Regions from separate parts of the Mus musculus genome. Here all the other regions are linked to region 1. Evidence: chromatin loops called from intact Hi-C (ENCODE). Cell type or tissue: gastrocnemius. All regions are shown on one strand. Each heading gives the region's core, and the rest is flanking DNA. Links, peaks and the distances in the headings are about the cores only.

What was found. A loop is a pair of places that touch in the nucleus more often than their neighbours do. Peaks named below come from ENCODE experiments on the same cell type or tissue, not always from the same donor. Only the 100,000 strongest peaks of a DNase experiment are listed, where the experiment ranks them.
Region 2: it touches region 1 in a loop (6-fold over the local background); 17 of 42 quality-filtered maps call a loop at or near these places.
Region 3: a loop joins it to region 1, with 5 times the contacts of the local background. A loop is called at or near these places in 7 of 42 quality-filtered maps.

Annotation. Positions count from the first base shown.
Region 1 is chr10:21,987,472-21,995,032 of GRCm38, forward strand. Sgk1 (serum/glucocorticoid regulated kinase 1) reads left to right here. Exons shown (of 14, transcript NM_001161845.2): 4 at 7,495-7,561. Among named protein-coding and RNA genes, the nearest start is that of Gm34267, 67 kb to the right of the region's middle. In gastrocnemius, for the core only: a CTCF peak has its summit at 3,988; a DNase peak (open chromatin) is centred at 3,973; H3K4me3 peaks cover 1,440 bases; H3K27ac peaks cover 1,652 bases.
Region 2 is chr10:21,681,063-21,688,623 of GRCm38, forward strand. No RefSeq gene overlaps it. Among named protein-coding and RNA genes, the nearest start is that of Gm5420, 6.0 kb to the right of the region's middle. In gastrocnemius, for the core only: a CTCF peak has its summit at 4,602; DNase peaks (open chromatin) are centred at 4,602 and 5,289; H3K4me3 peaks cover 1,210 bases; H3K27ac peaks cover 2,345 bases.
Region 3 is chr10:21,853,702-21,861,262 of GRCm38, forward strand. It overlaps Platr6 (a long non-coding RNA gene), which reads right to left and starts at 4,537. Exons shown (of 5, transcript XR_001779731.1): 1 at 4,393-4,537. In gastrocnemius, for the core only: no CTCF peak of the experiment used is centred there; a DNase peak (open chromatin) is centred at 4,181; H3K27ac peaks cover 1,721 bases.

The DNA of each region.
Region 1 (7,561 bases), core at 2,503-5,002:
ATTCCCTTCCCATGTAACCTAAGATATTGACTTCGTATTTTACTTAAGACCTGGGATATCAGGAGGAGTAAAGATCATCTCTTGGAGAAGAGGATTACTGCATTTTATTGGTTGTGGATATTTTGGAGTGGATATTTCATGCTACAGTAAAGCCAATGTTACGTTGTTGTTGTTGTCTTTAATTTGGAAATTAAGCGTGGTTTAAAGAGCTCTGTGTTGGTTTTAGATTGGCAGCAAATTGATTTCTGATGGCTAATTGCAGGTATCACCTTCACTGAGTTAAAGGATGTATGTAAAGGATGGGATTATTGTGTTTTCAGGGGTGTGTGTGTGTGTGTGTGTGTGTGTGTGTGTGTGTGAGATGAGTGGGAGTGTTCTACCTGCTATTGGCTGGAGGCCTGAATAAAAAGGAGGAAGAGAGAAAAGGTGTCTTCTTTGAATTCCTCACCCGTATAGACACACCCTTCATCTCATCTTCAGATGTCTTAACTCCAGATCATGTGTTTTCGCCAGTGCCAGACATGAGGGTACACGCTGGTAAGCTCAGAATGTAGGCAGTAGAAGTACAAGGACCAGAAGTTCAAAGTTATCCTTACCTAACACTAAGTTCAAAGCAATATGGGCTACATGAGACCCTGTCTCAAAGAAAGGAAAGAATACAGAAGAAATGTAGACATTTCTAAGCATCAAATGCGCCCCAGGTCTTATTTTTAGTGACGTCAGGGCACAGCTAGGTCTTAGGAAAAATAGCTAGATTTGGAACTTCTCTTAAGCTTTTGTGTGTTTGTCAACGTAATAAACTATGGTCCGTGGCCTCCTTGTGTGCAGCCAGGTCACCCTGCATTAGTCTTCTAGTGATAAACAGATTCTTGGTGCCACCGAAGTTGTGTCCCTGCCAGATCTGATGGAGGGCAGGCTTGAGACCAGGAGCCCTTGGAATGACCTAGAAAAGCTCTTGTGAACACTCAGTCCTTCCTTGACCTTCCAGACTCCTCCCCCTTCCACAGGTCCATATCAGCCTTCATTCTGTCTCAACAACAGCGAACAATTAAAACCTCCCACTTCACTTTCCACTGATTTTGACTCTCAGCCATTAGCCTTGACTTCAAACACTTGGTGAATTATCCTGGCATTCAGTTCCTGGAGGTGACATCTTTGGGAACCTTGTAGGTGGGACCACGGCGCGAAAGCAGGAAGCTGAAGAACAAAGGTAGCAATCTTTCAGCCCTTTATCATGGAATTCCTACCACCCAGGCTGTTGAGGATGGAGATATGCAAATGGTTAATCCCAACACACCTGTGTACTAACTGGGTTCGAGGCCTTTGTTTTCTCTAAGTAGCTCTGACTGTCTGAGCTGGAGTCTACCTGTAGACCAGGCTGGCCTGGGCAGACAGAACTTATAGGGGGTCTGCCTGCCTCTGTCCTCGGAGTGCTGGGTTAAAAGTGTGGGCCACCTTGCCTCCTTGTTTGAGGCTTTTTATATGAAGTTGTAAGGTGTGTGTATCACCAACAGATATAGTCATGTTTTCCATATGAAAGTCCATCTTGAAAGAGGCATATAATTTCTTTATGTTCATTATTTTTCACAATTTATGGGATGAAAATATCAGTAGCCCCACTCTACAGAGATGACAAGAAATTCTTGCAGATAGCAGGCCTCACTTAGAGCTAAGTGTTTGACCAGGCATTCGTTCACCATCTGTATTCACTGTGTCTCCTGAGCTTGTGTGAGGGACATAAAAAATATGGTCAAGATGAAAGACCATTAATGTACAAGAAAAGACACCAAGCAATTCTCCAGCCCCTGCCCCCCACTACTACTATCACGTTGTCTTTTCTTTCTGTCATCTGTGGGCAGGGTTTGTAGGACACTGTAGCCTAGGGGTGGCCTCAACTGCTCTAGCTTCCTCATAGAACAATTACAGGGTCAGGATGGGAAAGATTTCAGGAGAGACTTGGAATGTGAGCCAAGGAAGGCTTTTAGCTTTTACCCTAGTTTGACAGATCTGTCAGAAATTGGGAGTTGTTTTCTTTCTATGAGCACTTTGTAAAATAGGGAGGGTTGAAAGAGAGCGCCTTAACCGTCTCCATCTTGGATCTAATTTTCATAATCTCAAGTCATGGATCTGCAAAGAAATACCAGGTTCTGTGTTAATGATGATCAAGACAAGGATTTGAGATTTCCTGGAATGTGGGCTTCATGAGTAGATTCACCCTGGAGCAATTGAAGCTGGAGGAGGAAGAGTGGGCTCCTCAACCCAGTTCACTGTCTGGATTAGTTTGTATGCAATGGTAAGGGGCCTTTTAGAATATAAACGGGTAGGTAGCCCAACAGCTTTGTTGACCGTATGTAAGGCTTTCTGTGAGACCTTGGTCTCTTGATGTTAGGTCATACACAGTATTTAATTTTGATTCCAAGACTCTCCCAATTTCCTTTTCTAGTCAGATAGACCATTATTTTTCATGATTAGATAGAAACTTTCTAAAACAATTCCCCTGCCTCCTGGCCCCCAGGTAACTGTTGTTGTTTTTTTTTATTAAAGATTTTATTTATTATTATATGTAAGTACACTGTAGCTATCTTCAGACATACCAGAGGAGGGCATCAGATCTCATTATGGATGGTTGTGAGCCATCATGTGGTTGCTGGGATTTGCACTCAGGAGCTCTGGAAGAGCAGTCAGTGCTCTTAACCTCCAGCCCCCCAGGTAACTCTTAAGAGTTAAACACAAGGCAAATAGGTAGTGTTCTACATGTATTCTGGCTGGTAAGGTTGTTGATGTTCTATAAACTTTTTATTTGTTGTTCATTGTATCAGGGCCCTGGCCACATTCCAAAGATGGAGTGAAACTGACTTTGCAGAGTCACAGACCTACCTGCTGTTGCTACCTAGATTTTCATTCTTCCAAGAACGCCCTGGATTCTTCCACTCTGCCCCTTATTAACACTTAAAACTTCTCTTTCTAGAAAGAATGTTTGTAGAACATCAGTATTATCATTTCTTGGGGGTGGGGGAGTTCCGTAATAAATAAGCTTAGCAGTGTGGATTTAATAACTTAATGACATCATTAAGGACAGTGTATACTTCTCTTGTTTTCTCCTGTGCCTCTCATCTTTATGCATGCCACTTTTGACAGTTACATATGGATGGTAACAATTATGATAGAAGCTGTGCTCCAGAAATAGATGCTTAGACACCACTTGTCCATATTAATTCTCATGAATCAAGTCGTTTGTCATCAATTTTCCTGGGGGTTACTATTTTAATAAAAAGACATGCTCTTAGTGACAACCCTCAACAAAAACTCATCGATTCAGTTGCTCTCTCTATATTTTATATAATAACTGTGGTTTTTCTGATGGTTCTGTGTGTTTTGAGGATTCCGCAAGGAAAGTTTTGTACCTACATTACCAATGAGTATAAAAGGCCAGGGGAGAGGGGAGCTAAACTGTACACATGTGTGTGCTGGAGCAATACAAAATGATATTTTCTTATTATCGATGAAATATCTATCTACGTCATCACAACTTGAGGATTAAGGAGCCCAAGAGTAGATGTAGCAGAGTATTTATTTAGACAATGCATTTCAAACCAGTTCCTCTAGTATATGGAGAAATCGTCTTCTGTGAAGCTTTGAATTAAATAAATTATATTAAACTGTCATGTTTCAGTGTTTGCATAGTCCATTTTCCAACAGCAATAGGAGCAAGGCAGCTTTCCAAAACAGTAACAGTTATGTTCTGTTTACAGCTTGGTAAACCAGTTCCGTCAGTTTGGGTTGTCGGTTTGCCCATACTGACGCATACTTGTGAGACCACTGGCTAGGGGAGTTTGGACTAGTTAGTAAGCCAGTCTCCCACCAAAGCTCTGCACTTTCAGGCTCCGGGAAGAATTGCAGGGCTATGCTCTGGGACACATTAGAGCTCCAGGGCAATCCAGTCTTCTGGAGTTCTCTCAGAGAACTCGATCGCCCCCTAGCCTGCACATCCACTGAGTCGTCAGGCAAGTTCAGCCACTTAGCTAGGAGGGAGACTCTGGGAAGGGGCCCGATAACCTCCTGGTAGCAGGACTACCTGGACAAAGGAAGGAGACTAGATTAAGTGGTTGAATCAAGGGGCGACCTCAAGTCTGTGCCCGGTTAACGGGAGCATCGTACATTCCCCCCAACCCTCCCTCCCTCCACTGCCGTGTGTCATCTTCCTGTTCGGAAGTCTTAGTAGGTTGCTGGGACAGAACTGGGGGCGCCTGCTCCACCCATCAGGTATCCGGTTGGAAGAAAAGCCAGTCTCAACAACTTGATTCCCTCTCCGTTAAATGATAAGGTTAGCAGACCATCCGTCTCCAATCGCTGACCATTCCGGAGGCATGGGGAGGAAGGGGCACATGCAAATTGGTCCTTTTCTATTCCAACCACAAATATATGGTTGAGCTTTCTCTTCATTGCACTCGGAGGCCTCGGACTTGAATTCCACATTCCTTTTGGAATGCATGCAAGAGCTTCTTCCCTGGGAGACCAGCCCCTGTGCGTGTGTTTCGATTTTTTTTCTGGACTGATTTGCGGTGCTAATCAGTTAAGTTGCATTTCTTGTATGTCTTACTGGTGAAATAAGCCCAGGATGCTGATGACTGTAATTTTCTGGATGATGTTGCAACGGCAGGATAAGTAGCCCAGTGTTGAACTTTGCAGCTTGCTCCCTTCCTGTATGTAAATTTCCTTTAGATATAAAGTGGGACTCAGAACAGAAAGGCAATAGCAAGCGGCCTCTGGCTGGAGCTCCCTGGTCATCTGGCGCTTCCAGTCTCATCAGAGGCACATAGCCTGGAGGCTAACTTTTTCCGTAACTACTAGTTCTTCCTCCATAAAGTAACCCCAGCCTCCACCTCTGCAGCATTGTGAAGAATGAAAGAGGAGACCTTAAGATCCCCTTGGAAAGGTTCGTGTTCTGAGTACTGTAATTTGGATGGGATGAGTAAAACAAAGATATCTGGGAGAGGCTGGAGGAAGCTCCTGAAAGCTAGGTGATGCACTAGGGAGGGACTCTGGACGAGTTCCTGATTTAATAGTTTCAAACAAATAAGCAAACATCTTCGTGGAGATTGGTGTTTCAAAGCAAACGTTTTCTGGAGGGGAAGTTACCCGGCAGATGCGGAGGGGGCAGGGCAGGGCAGGGCAGGGCAGGGCAGGACTGGGCTAAACAAACGACTGGTACCACATGGTTTGGAGGCACTCACTGGCAATAACAAATTCATAGTTTATGCAGAATCCAAGCACGGAAAAAGCAGGGGCTGGTTGCTATGATTCGGAATCGCCTACACCTTGTTTTAGTTTGGAGTGCCAATTTCAGGCACCCTAAGTACATTGTGAAGGACGTCTACTAAGCAAAATTTCGTCTCTAGAGTTGCGCGTCCGTTCTCCTGGTCTCTAGCTGTCCGAAGTGAGCAAATCAAGAAGCAGCTGAGACTAGAGATTGAGTTAGGTGATGGGAGGTGGCTGCTGCTACAAAACAAACTTGCCCAAGACGGAGGGAGGGAAAAGAGCTTCGCGTGCTTTTCCTGACCTGACAACTGGTATTTTGTAGTGTGTCAAATTCTAAAGTGCCCTTCGCAGCAAGGGGTCATGGCAGGGCAGTCACCGCAGAAAGCACGGCGAGCGCCAGGTACTGGCCCAAGTAGCCGCCTTCCCGGCCCTGGCCCAGACCCGGTGCTCTGGGCTTCCCAGCCAGCGCTGGCGCGCGTCCCCACGTTGGCGGTCAAGCTGCAGCGCCAGGCATCACCCAGCGGCGAGGGGACTGTAAGGCACCTCACTCCTGCCCAACTCCGGCTGCCTCTCCTGCAGCTTCCCTCTGTTCCCAGCTTTTTGAGATGAGTCTCTTACTAATATTTAAAGAGTTAAAGGGTTTCAGTTATGTGAACTTGAAAAAAAAAAAAGCAAGGGGATATAAAAATTAAGTCTACCTGCATCAGCCATCCGGTAGCCCAAAGGAGGAAGGGTAGTGGAGATTAGGAAAAAACGGACGGGGTTTAAGGCAGTGCAATGCAATCTTGGCAGTTTTTTTTTTTTTTTTTTTTCCTTGTGAGAGAGGGACCCGGGCTAGGGTACTGACCACGCAAGGGTCACTCCAGGTCGGTCCTGGAGAGAAACCCCTGCTCCCTCTAACTCGCCACCTCCTCACGTGTTCTTGGCATGGCTAGGATTAAAATTTGCAAGGCTCAAAATTTATGCGGAAAGAACAGAATGTTCTCGGAGATTAGTTGGAAAAAAAAGTGAAATGAAGATTGTACTTTTTTTTTTTGTAGAGCAGAGACTTATTTCCGCCCCCTCCCCTACACATTCCTGACCCCCTCATACCCCCCCCCCCCCGCCTTCCTTCCTCCTCTTCCAAGTTCTGGGATTTTTCAGCCTTGCTTAGTTTTGGCCAAAAGCACAAAAAAGGCGTTTTCGGAAGCGACTCGGCCGTGCACAAGGGCCATTTGTTTGTTTTGGGACTGGGGCAGGAAATCTTGCCGGCCTGAGTCACGGCGGCTCCTTCAAGGAAACGTCAGTGCTCGCCGGTCGCCGTCGCCCGCTGTGCGCCCCTCGGTCCGCAGCTATGGGCGAGATGCAGGGCGCGCTGGCTCGGGCTCGGCTCGAGTCCCTGCTCCGGCCCCGCCACAAAAAGCGGGCGGAGGCTCAGAAAAGGAGCGAGTCCGTCCTGCTGAGCGGACTGGGTAAGTGTCGCCGCCCGGCTCTTAGGGACGGGGTGCGTGGAGATCGGGATAGGGTACAGCGCGGGAACCTGGAGGCTGCGCGTTGGGCCGGGGACGGGACACCGAGGAGGGGAGAGGTCGGCGGTGACCGTGCACTGCGGTGTCCACTCGGGAAGCACGGGAGAGGAAATGGAAAATCACCGAGGCTCTCCACCCCTCCAGTGCCCTCCTCCGGCCCAGGCAGACAGAGGCAGAGTGCATCCCGGTGCGGGGTCCTGCTCACGCAGCCCGCGGAAGCCTCGGTCCTGCCCAGGGCGGCTCGCCTGGCTCACTCAGGACACGGTGGCCAGTCGCCCATCTTCTCGCAACTCAGTCTACAGCCTGCTAGGCGGCTGGGCTGGGGGGTGGAGCCTCATGGCGGGCGGAGCCTGGAGATGGGCGGCTCTGAGCCGCTTCCTCCTTCTGCCGGCCCCGCCCTTTCGCGGCGCAGGGCTTATAAAGCCGGTCGCGCGGCCGGAGCGCACTGTTGTCTTAGCCGGTTTCACTGCTCCCCTCAGTCTCTTTTGGGCTCTTTCCGGGCATCGGGACGATGACCGTCAAAGCCGAGGCTGCTCGAAGCACCCTTACCTACTCCAGAATGAGGGGAATGGTAGCGATTCTCATCGGTGAGTGCTGGAAAAGCACCGGACTTGTGTGTGTAGGAGAGCCGGCATCGGTTTTGAAGGTTCAGGATCAGATTAGCGTGTGGCGTCGGATGTTACAGAGCCCCCTAACCATCTCCCCTTTTCCTCTCTTTAAATTATAGCTTTTATGAAACAGAGAAGGATGGGCCTGAACGATTTTATTCAGAAGATTGCCAGCAACACCTATGC
Region 2 (7,561 bases), core at 3,135-5,634, 310 kb before region 1:
CTGTTTGATGTGGAAAAATCAGGTCTTCAGAAGCCTTATCCAGAGAAGCATATTCCTGTCTACTTACCAGTGAGGCTGATCTAACGATTGCATCTCCAGATCTTCCTGCTACAAGGAAATGTTCCAAACATATCCCTTCTGATAACCTGGTTGCTTCTTAGAAATCAGTTTACATCAACATTTGAGTTGTACAACCTAAGTAAATACTGTTTATACTATATTGATCAAACTTCAATAAAGCTTTGCTCTATAAAGACTGTATGTCAAGGCTGAAGAGATTGCTTAGTGGGTAAGAACACTAGCAGCTCTTCCAGAGAACCCAGCACCTATATGGTTGCTTACAACTATGTTATTCTAGTCCCAGGGAATCCAATTCCCTCTTCTGGCTCCTGAAGATCTCAAACATAAAATTACTATGCATGCATATATGAATGACAATAATAATTAAAAGTAATGAATTTAGGAAGGAATAAGGTAAAGAGAGTTGAAGGGAAAGAATGTGGTAAGGGTTAGAGGGAAGAAGGAAGGGAAGAAATGATGTAAAAATATATAATTTTAAAATTAAAAATGATCATGTTTAAATAAAGGAAGCAAAAAATGGTAAATATATGTACATGCATTGTATATGTATATGTATGTGTATGTGTATGTGTATGTGTATGTGTATGTGTATGTGTATGTGTATATGTATATAAGTGTGTGTGTGTGTGTGTGTGTGTGTGTGTGTGTGTGTGTATGCATGCCTATCATGTAGGGCCAGGAATTTAACCTTCCAAAATTATGGGGTATAGTGAACCACCTCTGTGAGGCTATTATCTTCACATATGATGTTGGAAATTAAAGTCTATGAGCATATTTTATGTAAAAGAAAAATGAATATAAAGAAGGAAAGATGGACTGGACATCAGATACAGTTGGAACTCATAAAGGCAAACAATTTTTTTTGTCATTTCTTCTTAATGATTTTTATATTGACTATATGGTGTTCTATAGGAGAAGGACCCTACACACACACACACACACACACACACACACACACACACCACACACACACACACACACACTCAGACCTGGCTGGAGAGTTCTATAAGCTTACAGAGGACCATCCAGAGGATGGTAGGTTGTTGCAGGCCTATCTGCTACCTCATGCAAGAAATGGCCAAGCAGTGAAAGGGCAGCATTCAGAGCTCTAAAATAACTGCAGCTTGCTTCTGCCTCCAGCTCTTGCCCAAGATTCACACTTGTGGCCCCACCTACCCAAAATACAAAGGAAAGGGAGTCCTAGGAGACAGAATTCAGCCTAGTCATGTCTGCTCACTAAACAGCCGTACCTTCCAGTCTGAACTCTCCTACCCCTCCTGTGTCACATTCAGTTTCCACGTTAAGGTTGTGCACTGTCCCCTCCCACCATGATGTATCTCCCAAGTACAACCAAAATCACACTTACCTTTCCTCCAGAAGAAACTCTAAGGCTCTTTTTCTTGACTTTGGAAGATGTTACCCTGTTGCCCAGGTGGCATGCACATCCCCTTTGGTACTCTATCCTATACATATTAAGTTACTACTCATCACATGGCAAGGAGATGTGAGAGAAGACATACAAAGGTAACAGATGAGACATTTATACTTGTATAATTACATATACATAGATAACCGTAACAAAATGAAATAGAAAGGCCCATAATTATTACTTATGTCTGCATGATCACATGGCCACAGATGAACAGTTATAGTCACCTTTTCCCATCTCCCTCCCTCTGATTGCCTGAGTTGGTTGTGGATTCTTGTTTAATGGTGTGGACCGAATCTTTTTTTCTCAAAGGCTCGGGGTCATTAGCAGTTCTGCTAATTGAGTAAGTGGTTTCCCATTGCCTTTAATTACAGTTAAGAGAAGACTGGGAGCAACCTCTAAGATCTTTAGCTCTTTCGCACATGCATGCCTTTGCTCTCTCATGCAGAAACAGTTTCCTTACAAATCAATTCCTTTTCGTCTGTGGGTTAGATGTCATGAGTCAAGAAGCTGGGCGGCAGTCTACTTCAATCAACTCATAGCATGGTTTGAATTGAAGCCTTCCTCTTTCTGAAACTAGTATCCATGGACACTGAGAGCCCAATGCCTCAGGAATTGGACGGATGAGATGTGCTCAGTAGATCACTAGTAGTAATAGTGAGATGTTATTTCCTGACTCCTAAATCCTACTACAGGAGAAACTGAAATATGAATTATATGCTGACCTAGGTGGAACTTTGCATCTAAAGAACAGTAAGTGGGCCTTCAAAAGAATAGTCTGTCCGTCTATTAAGCCAATGAAGACCACAGTAAGATCAATAGCTGGCATGCATGCAGCCACTTCTGTGCCCCCTTTGCCATGGAAGAAGTCTCAATCACGAGTGACACTGTGTGAAATCCGTTACGGTTCTGGTTTGGGGGTGGGAAGGGGTTAGCAGAAATACTGCGGGTGTAGGAGTCAAATGCCTATTCACAGTGAGTCTCTATTCTAGGAAGAGAAAATATGCGTCTCTTCCATGAGGAAAATGATGTGGTGTCAATTAATCTGCTAATGGATGTCTTGCTAGGAACTGGGTGTGGTGCCAAGTCAAGGTCTTGTTGGCTATTTGAAGACTAAGCACACAGCAAATCCCTTTCCAGCTTTTTTTTTTCTTTCTTTTTTTTTCAGAGCAAAGATTATGGTGTGCTCATCAGAGAAGGCACCAAGAAGATGAAGGAGAAGCTAAGGGGAGACAGGTCAGCTTCAAGCCAAGGACCTGCCTCACAGTGGAGAGGCCGGCCAGCAGAAGAGCATGAGGGAGCTAAATGCGTTAGTGTTTCATGTCTCCCTCGCCTTCCATCATTAAAGCCTTTCTTGACAGTTCTCCCTACTCAGAAACATGAAGGAATTGTCAGAAATCTGGTTTAGCTTAAGCACCACACACACACAACTTGGGGTAGATTATTTGAGGATAGAAACCTGTTTGAGATAAAGGAAAGCAGCCCTTGTGCCCAGGAATTCTCATCAATTTTCCTTAAGAACCTGAAAGGTTTTTTTCTTCTTACCTACAAAGCATTGATTCTATAGTGTGTGTGTGTGTGTGTGTGTGTGTGTGTGTGTGTATGTCCCACACTGGGGAGATTATCAAAAGAGATGTTTTTGGAAACATGCTACTTCTTAATAAATAAATATTTAACACTATGAAAATATATTCACAGTAGGAGTGTATTATTTATCAACCAATTCCTAGTGAGACTAAATTTTGTTTAGCTTTAAGATTTCTTTCTCTTTTTTTTTTTATACTGTTCAAAGAATTTGAATTTGCTTTAAAGTGTAAAAATGTGCTGCAGGCAGAAGGCAGTGTGAAATGTTCTTGCATGATAATGAAGAGAAAAACTCAAAAACTTGCTCTCCAGCTCGCCTGTGCCGATGCTCTGAGGTAAATGACTGCAGGGCTTTCAGAATCCACCGTCCTGGGACCGCCCTTTCCTAGGCAAAGCATCCTCCTCCTTCATGCAGTCAGAGGCATTTCCCTTTTGTTTCTGGTCCATTCTCTCAGAGAAAACTGACAACCACCGATAGATAACCTCTTTATTCACCAATTTCCTTAGAAAATGATAAGAAGGGGGTCCTGTCTAGGAAGACAGAGGTGAGTGTATGTGCCAAGCTCCAGCGGGATCGGAAGAGAATTCACCATGGAGGACAGCTACCAGGAAAGCAGCCATGTCTGAGACTGATGGGAGGGTGGTGCTCAGATCAGCCCTTCCTATCTCAGACCCACACATGATTTCCCGATGAAGACATTTGTCCACCCAGCATCGCTGGTGTCTCTAACCATTCCTACCACAGAACAACAGCTGTCAACACCTGCCCCAGACACAGAAGCCAGGAGAGACTGCAAGTGGGAAAGGGACTGCAATACAAAAACAACTCTGTCCTCTTAGGGACAAAATTGCTCCTATCCATTGCTGACTATGTATCATCTTTGACAAGGACTTAACTATGTAACTTCTAATGAATATGATCACTTAATTAAGGAAGCAAGTTGTCACGTGGCTCTTCAGACACCTGGTTCTATGCCAAAAGGAGTCTGGTGGCTTTTCTTTACTAGGGCATTTGAAGTTTAAAATTTCAAATGAGGTTGATGTGGAGAATCAGTGCATGTTAGGGTCACAATAGACAAAGACCTGAATGACTGGACAAAGGAGGGAGGGGCATAAGAGAACGGAAAATTTTAGGGGACTTTTCCACTCATGGGCAGCATACACCCTCATGCAAACAAAGCCTTGAGGCTAAGACCATATTTTTTTTTTAAAGTGATGAAAGATTTGCTAAGGCCTGGGAGGGGGTGAACAATGGCTCTTTTTTAAAATCCTCCAAAATTCAGTCCGACATGCTAGCAGTTGCAGGGGAAAGCCTTTTGTTTCTGTTTCCAAAATGTGAGTTTCCTTCCTGGAGCCCAGAAAGTTTGAGCTGCTGTCTGTCAGAGGCCAGAGAGCTTAACTGTCAGCCTCTCTGCCCTGACATCTGTCCTTGTCCTGAGTCCCTCACGCTGTTAACCAGCCACCTCTGACAGGAGACACTTGGCTCCGCTAGTCAGAGAGAAGCCACCAGGCGGGTTCTGGAACTCTTAGTTTGCTGGGTGTCGCTCAGTAGCAGCCTCCAGTGAGCTGCTCTCCACGGTGGTCTGTACCCGAGTGGGGATGACAAGGACTCCTGACCACACGAGTCTTTGCCACCTGTGTCTTCTTCCCTTCTTCCTCCACGGATTGTTAGAACCACTTAAAAGCAAAACACCAAAAAAAATACCCCTGGTATCTTTAGCTGCTCCAGCTCACTGTGTTCAGATGCAGTTGCTAAGCTCTGTTGGATAAAACTTAGTACTTAGAGAAAAGTCCACACGGAGTTTTGTTGTGGTGGTGGTGTATTGTGTTGTGTGTTTAATTCAGCTGTGGATAATAGAACAGGTTGCCTTTTAAAAAATGCTGTACCCCATCTCCTCCTCCTTTCTCTATCTGACTTCCAACTGCCAGCCAGTCTGGGAACAGCTCGAAGCTCACTGTGGTCATATGCTATACTGTACTTTGGTGCTTAACAACCTTCATCGAGCTGTCACAAACGGATGATCTCATCGGTCCTCAGATGACCCTGAGATGTGGATAGGGTTGCTGGATTCTTTATCACGGGTTCCCACATGAAGAAAGGAGAGTAAATAAATTATATAACACAGCCAAGGTCACTGTGGCAGTGGTGCAACTGGATTCCAACAGAAGCATTCAACTTCCGGGCTGGCCCCCTGGTTTGTTTACCTTTCCACCTTTGTCGATGGGGCCGATCCAACCCTGTTCAGGAAGGTTATGTGCCTCCTTTGAATTCACCGTTTCTCATGGTAAAGGTTAGCAAGAGTGTAGCCACAGTTCTCTGGTCTCAGTACCTACACACATTTGAGAGGTGACAATTTTTTCTGTTTCTATGTTCTGTTTTCATGCTGGCTTATTATTGTCTTTCCTAGCAGGGATTTTCTATTTAAAAGTCATAATGGGAGCAATTTCTTTTATCTCCTTATTTTCTCTCTTCTGTGTTTTCCCTTCCTTTGTCTTTCTTCTCACACTTCCTCTTTGCTTCCTTTTTCTCTCTGCCTGCCTTTTTCCTGCTTCGTGTGTGTGTGTGTGTGTGTGTGTGTGTGTGTGTGTGTGTGTGAGAACATCTCTATGTGAGTATGTGTTATGTGTGTGAGTGTGTGTATGTGTGTATGTGTGTCCGAGTGTCTATGTGAGAATGTATATGTGACTGTGTGTGAGTTGTGTGTATGTGAGTGTATGTGAGTGAGCATGTGAGTGGGTGTGTGAGTTTGTGTGTGTGTGTTGTGTAATTGTGTGTGAGTAAGTGAGTGGGTTGTGACTCTGTGTGTGTGTGTGTGTGCTGCTAATTATGTACTATAATTTCTGGCTAAGGTATAAGTGTTGAGGCCATACGATTTCACAGGCTGTTATTTTGTCAGTGAATTTTTTTAAGTAATAATTTTCTACATGAGTGAAGAGTAGACAATATTTACACTAATCAAAGAACACATATGGTTAAAAAAAATGAAGACAATATAACTTGCAGATTTCTTCAATGGGCAGTGCCACTTGTTCCTTGTCTTCTCAAATGAAGAATTCCATGGAGGGACACGGGCAGTTTAACCACAGGTAGATTTAGCAAAGCAAAGAGGGATGGAGTGGGCTGTTCCAAAGGGGCTTAGAAGGCTGGTGGATTCTGTATGCTGATTTAAGAGGAACGTATGAATATTTATGGATGGATGGCATATTTATGAAGGCGAGGCCAACTTTCTCCTGTCCAAGTTAGGGTAGACTAGATCTCTTATCTAGGGTATTTCTTTTGTAATTCTCTTTAGATATCTATGGGAGGTGGTGGGTGTGGGCCGGTGTTTCAAAGGCATGTAGAGGTGATTGCATAATACAGTCAGTCACAGAATGTGTCATATTGATGGTGTTTGTTGATAAGTCATGTATGGCAGGTTGTTGGCTCGCCTTCCCCCCCCCCAAAAAAAAAAACAATAATAAGAGAGAAGAGATAAGGGGCATTGCAGTGTTGTTTCTCTTTTTATGCTTGTCAGGTTGGGTGCCAGAGGTGAAGCGGGTGGTTAGATAGCAGCTGCACCCTAGAAGCCATGGGTCATGTGATCCGAGCGCAGCTACATACACCAATCATTTCTACTTCTGTACTTTTATCAACGGAATTACAGCAACCTATGTTTTCAGTAAACTTTAACTGCGGGTTTCATTTCACATTTTAAAAATCGTTATTAAAGCATCAGCCTGCTGAAATGATTACACAAGCCTAGAACGGTGCTTCGGGGAGGAGAGATGCGGCTTCTCCGCAGGAGCGAGCAGGGTTTTCAAAGGAAGAGTGGAGGGGAAAGGGCATCGGGGTTTCTTCCACTTTAATATGAAAATCATGAGCATTCATAGGAGTGCTGTCGACTACCTATTAGAAAATGCATGCAGCATGAATAATCTACAGAGCTGACTGCTTTACAGAGATGCTTTTAAAAAAAGAGGGGTTGCTTTTTGCGACCCAGGAGATTTTTGTTGTTTTGTTTTACACCCCAGGTTGTTCTAGAGGGGAGGGGAGTATATGCTTACTATTCAGAAATGAGCCCTCACTGTGAAGTTGGCAAGAGAAAGGAAAAGCCTAAGAAGGGTATTCTGCTCCACTCTGAGTTTCTTTCCCTTTTGGGGCAATAATGGATGGAATGGTTGTCAATACTCCTGAAAATGGAATTTGTTTAAAAGGACTTTAAATGTTATGTTTCTCCCTTAAGGCTGAGTAACAAAGTGTCACTGTGCGAAGTCTTCAAGCTTCCCTGAATGAATAAGGAAATAGATCAGACCACAGAAACTGAGAAATGTCCTGTAGAGTCATTTCGATGACAATTTTATTTTTGAAGCTGGTCATTTAGTACACCCAAGCACGAAAGCTAACAGTGATGAGCAACAGAATTGTCACCGTTAAGCTCATTTTATGTCCAGTAGAACTGGGTTAAAAAACCAAGGACTGTGCTGTCG
Region 3 (7,561 bases), core at 3,135-5,634, 130 kb before region 1:
TTATGTAGAGGGGCAGCCTCTAGCAAGACTGAGTCACCGTTCATACAACTTTATGGTGTTGGCAGCCCGCCCCGCTCCAGCTCACAGTTTTTGTTTTCTTGGTATGATAATTAGTTGTTGGCACTATGGATGTATCTCCTGAGCGAAGAGAAAAGAAAAATATGGGCACCTGTTATTTCTAGAATGAGTAGTGTTCTGTGCATGGTATTGAGGTAAGCAAGGGTCTGCTCAGAGTCCAAGAGTTGGCCGGTGCAGGGCCCTGCAGCTCAGAGCTCTCTACTGTCTTCCTGCTATGTTTATACCAGTAACAAAACCCTAAGAGACTACAAGATGGTTCTGGAGCCCTACAACGCCTTCGTATTGGTCTGCCTGTTGGTCTTCTAGACCACAGAATCCAACAACCACAGAATCCAACAACCACACTCCTCTATATTTGTCAGGTTTGTTGGCTGGCTTTGCTTTTCACTACGTTACGTGGGCCAGCTTTAAATTTAGGTCCTTTTGCTTTGGCAAAGCCAGCTGGTATGGTATGGTACAAGAGCTCAGACTTGGACCCAAAACTGTGCAGCAGATATTTCTGTGCCTGACCCCTGACTTTGGCTACTTTGGTGCAGGACCTGCCTTCCAAATACCTGCATCTCCACATCTGCCATCCCTTCCTTTATTTTCTCTGTGCCTGATGCTCATGTTATGCTATTCACAGTTAACATACCAGAAGCACCACAAATGGAACATCCATCTCATGTGGCCTTCAGCCCGACCCTGACAGGAGTTGGAGGCTCCAGTTTCTAGGCCCTGTGTGTGGTAATCCTGAGACCTGCTAGGCCAGCGGTTCTCAACCTGCTTGCAGTGTGTCAGGTATTTACATTATGATTCATATTTGTATCAAAACTACAGTTATGAAGGAGCAACAAAAATAATTTTATGGTTGGGAGGTAACCCCAACATGAGGGACTAATTAAAGGGTCATGGCATTGGGAAGGTTGAGAACCGCTGTGCTAGACATTTCCCCTTACCGTTGTTACCCACCTCATTAACACACCTTTTACTAATGTCTCTTTTCCCTCCTTCCTTTCCCACTTCCTATCTGATATTTCCTGGACTTATTCCCAGACACTTATGCCCTGTGACTTGGTCTGATTTTGATACCTAAGAAAGTACAAAGTGCCCATCAGTTTATAGCCAAAATATGTGTGTGTGTGTGTGTGTATGTGTGCACGCGTGAGTGCACATGTTCATATCTGTGTGCACATCCCACATATGAGCACATGCCAAGGTGACTGTGGAAGCCAGAGGACGGCATGTGGGTGTCAACTCTTTCCTTCCACCATGTGATCAAACTCAAATCCTCAGGCTTAGCAGCTCATGTTTTCACCCGCTGACCCATCTTGCTGACCCTAGCCAACGCAATTTTCTAAGAAACTCATAGTACCTCTCAGCTGGGGGCTGTTCTCAAAAGTACAAGAAGGATTTTAGAACCTCCTGTGGTTATAACCATCTACAGAGCTGCCTCACTATCAGCCAAAGGCATCCTCGGGCCAGCCTGCATCCTTCCATCCTCTGCTCTCACTTCCTGGCTCGCTCCACCCCGCAGTGTTCTTCAATGGTGTTGAACCCCTACGACAAGCCACTTACTTTGGGCTCTTACTCATGTTAGCCCTCTGCCTGGAACGTTCCCCTTCCTTCTGTGGTTTGTTGGTGGTGTATGAATTCTCCCACGTTCAGCTGGAATATCCCTTCCTGTAGAGAGGCCTTACTTAACTCCCAGCCAAGGGTTATGATCTGATTATTTGCAGTGGAGAATAATGCCAGTCATGACTCTTGGCACCTCTTATTGTAACTCCCTGTTACGTACATGAGCCCACCTCACTCTTAGTTCCCAGTTGTAATCTTCCGTTTTCTGAGAGCAGGAACTCAGTCTACTTTCCTCTCTGCTATAACCCCAAGAGCGAGGCTAGGGCCTCCCATCAGGAATATTTAATAAAGAAGTTATCAACTGAAACGCATGCTTAATTTCCTGAGCACCGAGTCAGTGAATAAGAGAATCTTGGGATAAATTTTAGACAAAGTTTCCCAAGATAGGTTCTGCAAGATAAAGACACCCTTCCACGTCTCCTTGAAACCTTGGAAGAAGAATGTCAAAGATGGGGCCTTCCTGTAGCTAAGAAGAGCTTTGTATTCTCTCGCTCATGTTGGGGAGACATCACTATTAACCTGAAAAATACCCAAACCGGACAGTACTGCATTAAAATAATCCAGTCCTGTACTTAAACAATAAAAGGTTGAAATGTGGAAAAGAACAAAAAAGATTCATAATCAAATAAATGTTAATAACTGTCAAAAAGAGAACTGGGCACATAGCCCAAATTAGCTTCTGTGAGGCTCAGGGGTTGATCCTTGGTCTGGGAGAGAGAAAGGGAAAGGAACTTGGAAAAGTTAGCAGCCCACATTGCTCATGTGTGAGGTCTGAGTGTGGATGGCAGCCACATACCATCAGCAGCACCATTTTTAACGGGTAGCGCCTCGTCCCATAGGCCTCTACCTTCTATGCCCCCTGGGCTCTACCTTGACAACACCTGGGACCAGCAGAGATGGTGCTGTGTTTGAGGGACAACTTTCAACTTTCACCAGCTTTAGAAAGGAATCTAAGTTTCTTAGCAAGGTGGAGCCATCTCTTGAGCTCACTTTGACCCACCTCTCCTTCCGTATTTCACCTCCTATATTTTTCCTTCCTTCTTTCTTTCCTTCTTTCTTTCCTTCCTTCCTTCTTCCTTCCTTCCTTCCTTTCTTTCTTTCTTTCTTTCTTTCTTTCTTTCTTTCTTTCTTTCTTTCTTTCTTTCTTTCTTTCTTTCTTTCTTTCTTTCTTTCTTTTTTCTCTTCTCCAACAGGATCTCATGCAGTTCATACCGGCCACAGACTTGCCATGTAGCCCTTGCTGGCCTCGAACAGCCAATCTCCCTCCTCCCACCTCTGCAGGGCTCATGTGAGGCATGTGTATACACTGGGGCTCAGACCCAGAGCCTTGTACACACCAGGCAACCCTTGGTATACACCCACAGGCCCTCTCACCTGTTCCTTTCCTCTTTGCTCAGAGACACAATGCTCTTCCACATGTCAATCAACAGGTACTCCTGTTTGCCCGGTCCCAGAACTCCCCAACCCGCCCATCAATTCGGCTCGCCAACTTTCACTTATCCATGGAGGCTCAGCCCAGCCCAGCCCAGCCCAGCCCAGCCCAGCCTAGCCTCCTTCCCATGCTCAGCCTGGATTCCTCTCTGCCCTCACTGTCTCTGCTCTTCCCTTCAGTATATTTATAGTTTGATTTTGTTGTTGTTTGAAATGGGTTTCACTATGGAGCCCAGGCTGGCCTTGGGATGACTTATGTGAGCCATGATAGCTGGCTAACATTTATTCTTTGAGAGCATTTGTTTGCTGCCTTCTACCAGCCTGACCTGGAATCACTTCAGGGATACTCTGAGGACAAGCCAGACCCCTTCACAAGCATCTATGCCCACTTCAGGATGAGCATGGTGCTTTGGCTAGTCAACAAGTCTTTGCTCAAATATACTAAAGATTGTAATCATCTTTTGAGGAACCTATCCTCTGCTTGAATACTAGAAGGCACCTTTTAAACAGCCTGTCGATAACGGGTTTCCTATCAAATTCTAACTTTAAAAAATGATTTTGCCATACATCATTTGCCTTTCAGTGCAGTCAATAAATTCACACAGTTTGGGGGTGGGGTGGGGAAAGAAGTATCCCAGTGTCTCCTTTTCAGGGCTATTACCACAGACAACCCTCCTGATAGCACACACCTGAGCATCTGGCTACTAGCCAGAAAGGAAAGCATTGCAGGCCTTGTATGCATCTTTTGCTCCCAGAGTTCTCAACCATTTCCCCATCTAAGTATCAGGCCTGACCCCCCTTAGCTTCTGATATCAAACAAGAACTTTTTCCTAAGGCTGAATAGGTACAGTACTTTGTGAGGATTCATGCAATCTGCAGTCAGGCACTGGAATTTGTTTCTGAGGGAGGAGGCATCCAAGAAGTCCTCTCGTGCTCCGCCCTGGCGCCTGCCCTGAGCGCACAGAGGCCAGCACGTCTGCACCCAGCCAGGAAAGGGCAGGGCAGGCACCACCAGCTTGGGACAGCGGCAGGATGCTCAGCCCCTTCCAGGCTCCGCTGCAGTCCCCAGGGACCAGAAGCTCTGACACCACTGAGCTTGTCCCGGGCCTTTGGCACAGTGTGAGGCCTGTTGGTTCTGGACATAGCCTTGCATAAACCCGGCACACTGCCCACAGCCTGTGCACTATAACTTTAGTGCTTGCTCTGGGACAACACGCTGCACAGCTATGAAGTATCAACTTTTCTTACCCTGTGCAGAGTGCCTACCTGCAATCTGTTTGAAATAATGCCTCCAATCTGGTGTGCAGCTCAATGGTGTGGACGTTTCTTTTGAGTTTAACATTACTGTTTCCATCTTGATTGGAGCAGTTTTCATTGGCAGGAAGCTCTCCGGAGACCAGGCCCAGTGAATTCCCCTGTCAATCACAGAGGGAGAGGAGAGGTAGATAGGGATCCAAGGCCCTTCTATTCCTGCCCCCACCTCCCACCCCCCACCCCCGCTCCACTGCCTGCTTTACATGAGGTAAATAATTGCCTGCCTGGGACTCTTTGGTGGTGTGGTTGCCTATGGGTTTGCTAAGGGAATCATCAGTGGAATAGCTTTCCATAAGTCTGTGCTGGGGGTGGGACTCTGCAGTGATGTAACTGCTGCCTTTAGCTACCCTATGTTTCTGCAAGTAAACCCAGTAGTTTCATCGGTTTGCCAAGATGGACTTGGGTCCATCAGTATCCTCCCTACCTGGGTTTTTCAGGAAAAAAAAAAAATGCCAAGACAAGCTGTATTGAACCTTCGACTCAAGGCTTGAGTGGCTCATAAACCATGATAAGAGCTCACTCGGCTTGCAGCTTGTCCGGTAGAAAGCGTCCTTGGCATGCGTAAGACCCTGCATTCAGTCCCTAACACCCCATAAAAGCAGGAGAGTTAATGCTTGCACTCGGGAAGCAGGAAAAGGGCCAAAAGGTCAAGGTCATCCTTGGCTAGTAGATGAAATCTCAAAGTAAACAAAGCAAACCATGACAATGATGACAGCTTTTAATGGTTTTCACATAGACCAACTCCATTAGCCCTACCAAGGGCTTTAAAAGAAGAAGCTGCCCTCCTCTGACTGATGAGGAAATAGAGATAAAGAGGGTCTGGGATGGGAAGGTTTATGCTGGCCTACGGTTTGAATCTGTCCAGGACACACAGAAACACACAGAGAGGGCTTCTAGGAAAAAAGGGTGCTGGTGAAAACAGAATTCCTGCGGAGCCCACTATGAGACTTACCCAAGTTTTAAACATACTAGTCACGGTGACTGCTAATTTAACTAAAAGATAAGGATTAGTTTGCAAAGGGGGACAGGGGAGATGGCGGGGTACTATAAACTTGGATTAGAGTCAGGGTGACAGTTTTTCTCTTTGGTGTGCTTTGCTTTCCTTGAAGTACAGACTAAAATGATAGTTTTAACTCTTCGAATAAAAAGGATTCAGACAGTTTCCTAATGGTACCAGGAATATGGCCCCAGGTGAAGACTCCCTGTTTCTACTTTTGTTTATTCCTCTTCCTATCCCTCCTCACACCAAACCTTTGCTATGTAGCCCAGGCTGGCCCAGACATCACAATCGTCCAGACCCAGCCTTCTCAGGGCTGGCAAAAGTGAGTTCGGTACATAATCTTAAGTGAAGAGTATACTTAGGTCCATCTTGTATCACTGGCTGTCCTAATTCCGGCTTTTACCTCCTATAAATCAGCTCAGCGCCTTTGCTCTGCCGTTCTGACCCCCAGCTAGTTAAGTGATGCTTCCATTGCCCTCTTCCTTCACAGCCACCTCTGCAGAGAAGCCTTCTCTGACCATCCCCTTGAAGTGAGGGTTCCCTCCATCTGCCCCGCTCCGCCCCTACTCCCACCCCACTCCCTTACCCTCTGCCATCAACTGTATTTCATATCTACTTATAGGAAAGTTCTGTGTCTTTCCACTAATATATAAATGTGAAGACAGACTTTTGTCTTTGATCTAACTGCTAAAATACCTACCCTCGAACAGCTTGTCAAAGTGTGAGTGGTTGTGATGGTAACAACCTGGAACATAATTAATGCAGTGATTGTCAACTTGACAGAATCTAGAATCACCTTGGAGACAAAGATCCCGGCATGTCAGTGAGGGATTTTTCTGGTTAACCTAGATTTTCTAGGGTAACCGAGGTGGGACGAGAAAGCAAGCTGAAGGCCCAGCAGCCATCCCTCTCTGCTTCCTGACTACAGACGTGAGCAGCCACCTTAGGCTCTTGGTGTCAAGGCTTCTCTCCTCTGAAGAACACTATCCCTGCGTTATAAGCTAAATTAAACACTGCCTTATTTGAGTTTCTTTTGTCAGGTGGTTGATGCTAACAACCTGGAAAGTAACCAATCCAATGGCCACTCATAAACATGCCTTGGAAAGGGGATTGGATAGATAGATGAATGATCACTATTGCCAAAACTCCAAGTTGGGTGGAATCTGATACAGACAATAGGTGTTCAAGAGTAAACAAGATGAGGGCTGGTTTCTTATTTCCCTATCTGTTTTTTGACAGCTGTTAAACTGTCCCCTGTGTAGGCCACCACCACCGTTTCGGTCTTAGACTGCTCAGTTGAACATATCAACGCTTTTTCGTGTGTCCAGGATGATTCTATAATCCTTTGGAGCAATCTAAAAGAAGAGAATTTTCTAGCTTGGTTGGAAGGGATGAAAATGGCAGTAGAATCTGTGTCTATGTTGACTCTTAAGACTTTCTACGGAGGCCAACAAAGTATCTGCCCTTGATGGTAGAGTTTTGTCAACTGTCAGCAGTATGTCTGTCAAATGTCCTTCTTATACATTTAAAAACCAGTATCAGGGGTGGAAAGTTGGCTCAGAAATTAAGAATATTAGCTGATCTCCAAAGTCTGATTCTCAGCATCCACATGATAGTTCAGGATCTTCAATCTTAGGGAATCTGATGCTGTCTTCTGACCATACAAACACCAGGCATACACATGGTGCACAGACATATATGCCGGCAAGAACCTCATATACACAAAATAATAAAATGCACAGAGTGTTTTAATCACTTTTTCGATGGCTCTGAAGAGACACCATGATCAAAGGCAACCTATAGAAGAAAGCATTTAACTGGGAGCTTGCTTAGAGTTCAGAGGGTGAGTCCATGACCACCATGGCGGGGAACATCAAGCAGACAGACAAGGCATTGAAACAGTAGCTGAGGACTGATAGCTGATCCACAGTCATGGGTGGAGAGATAGAGAGAGAATGCACTAAGTGCATATGGCATGGGCTATTGAAACCACAAAGCCTATCCCCTGAGACATGCCTCCTCCAACATAGCCACACCTCCTAATCCTTCCCAAACAACTCCACGGATTGTGAGCAAAGCATTCAAATATACAAGCTTTGTGGGGAGAGGGTGTGTATGTGT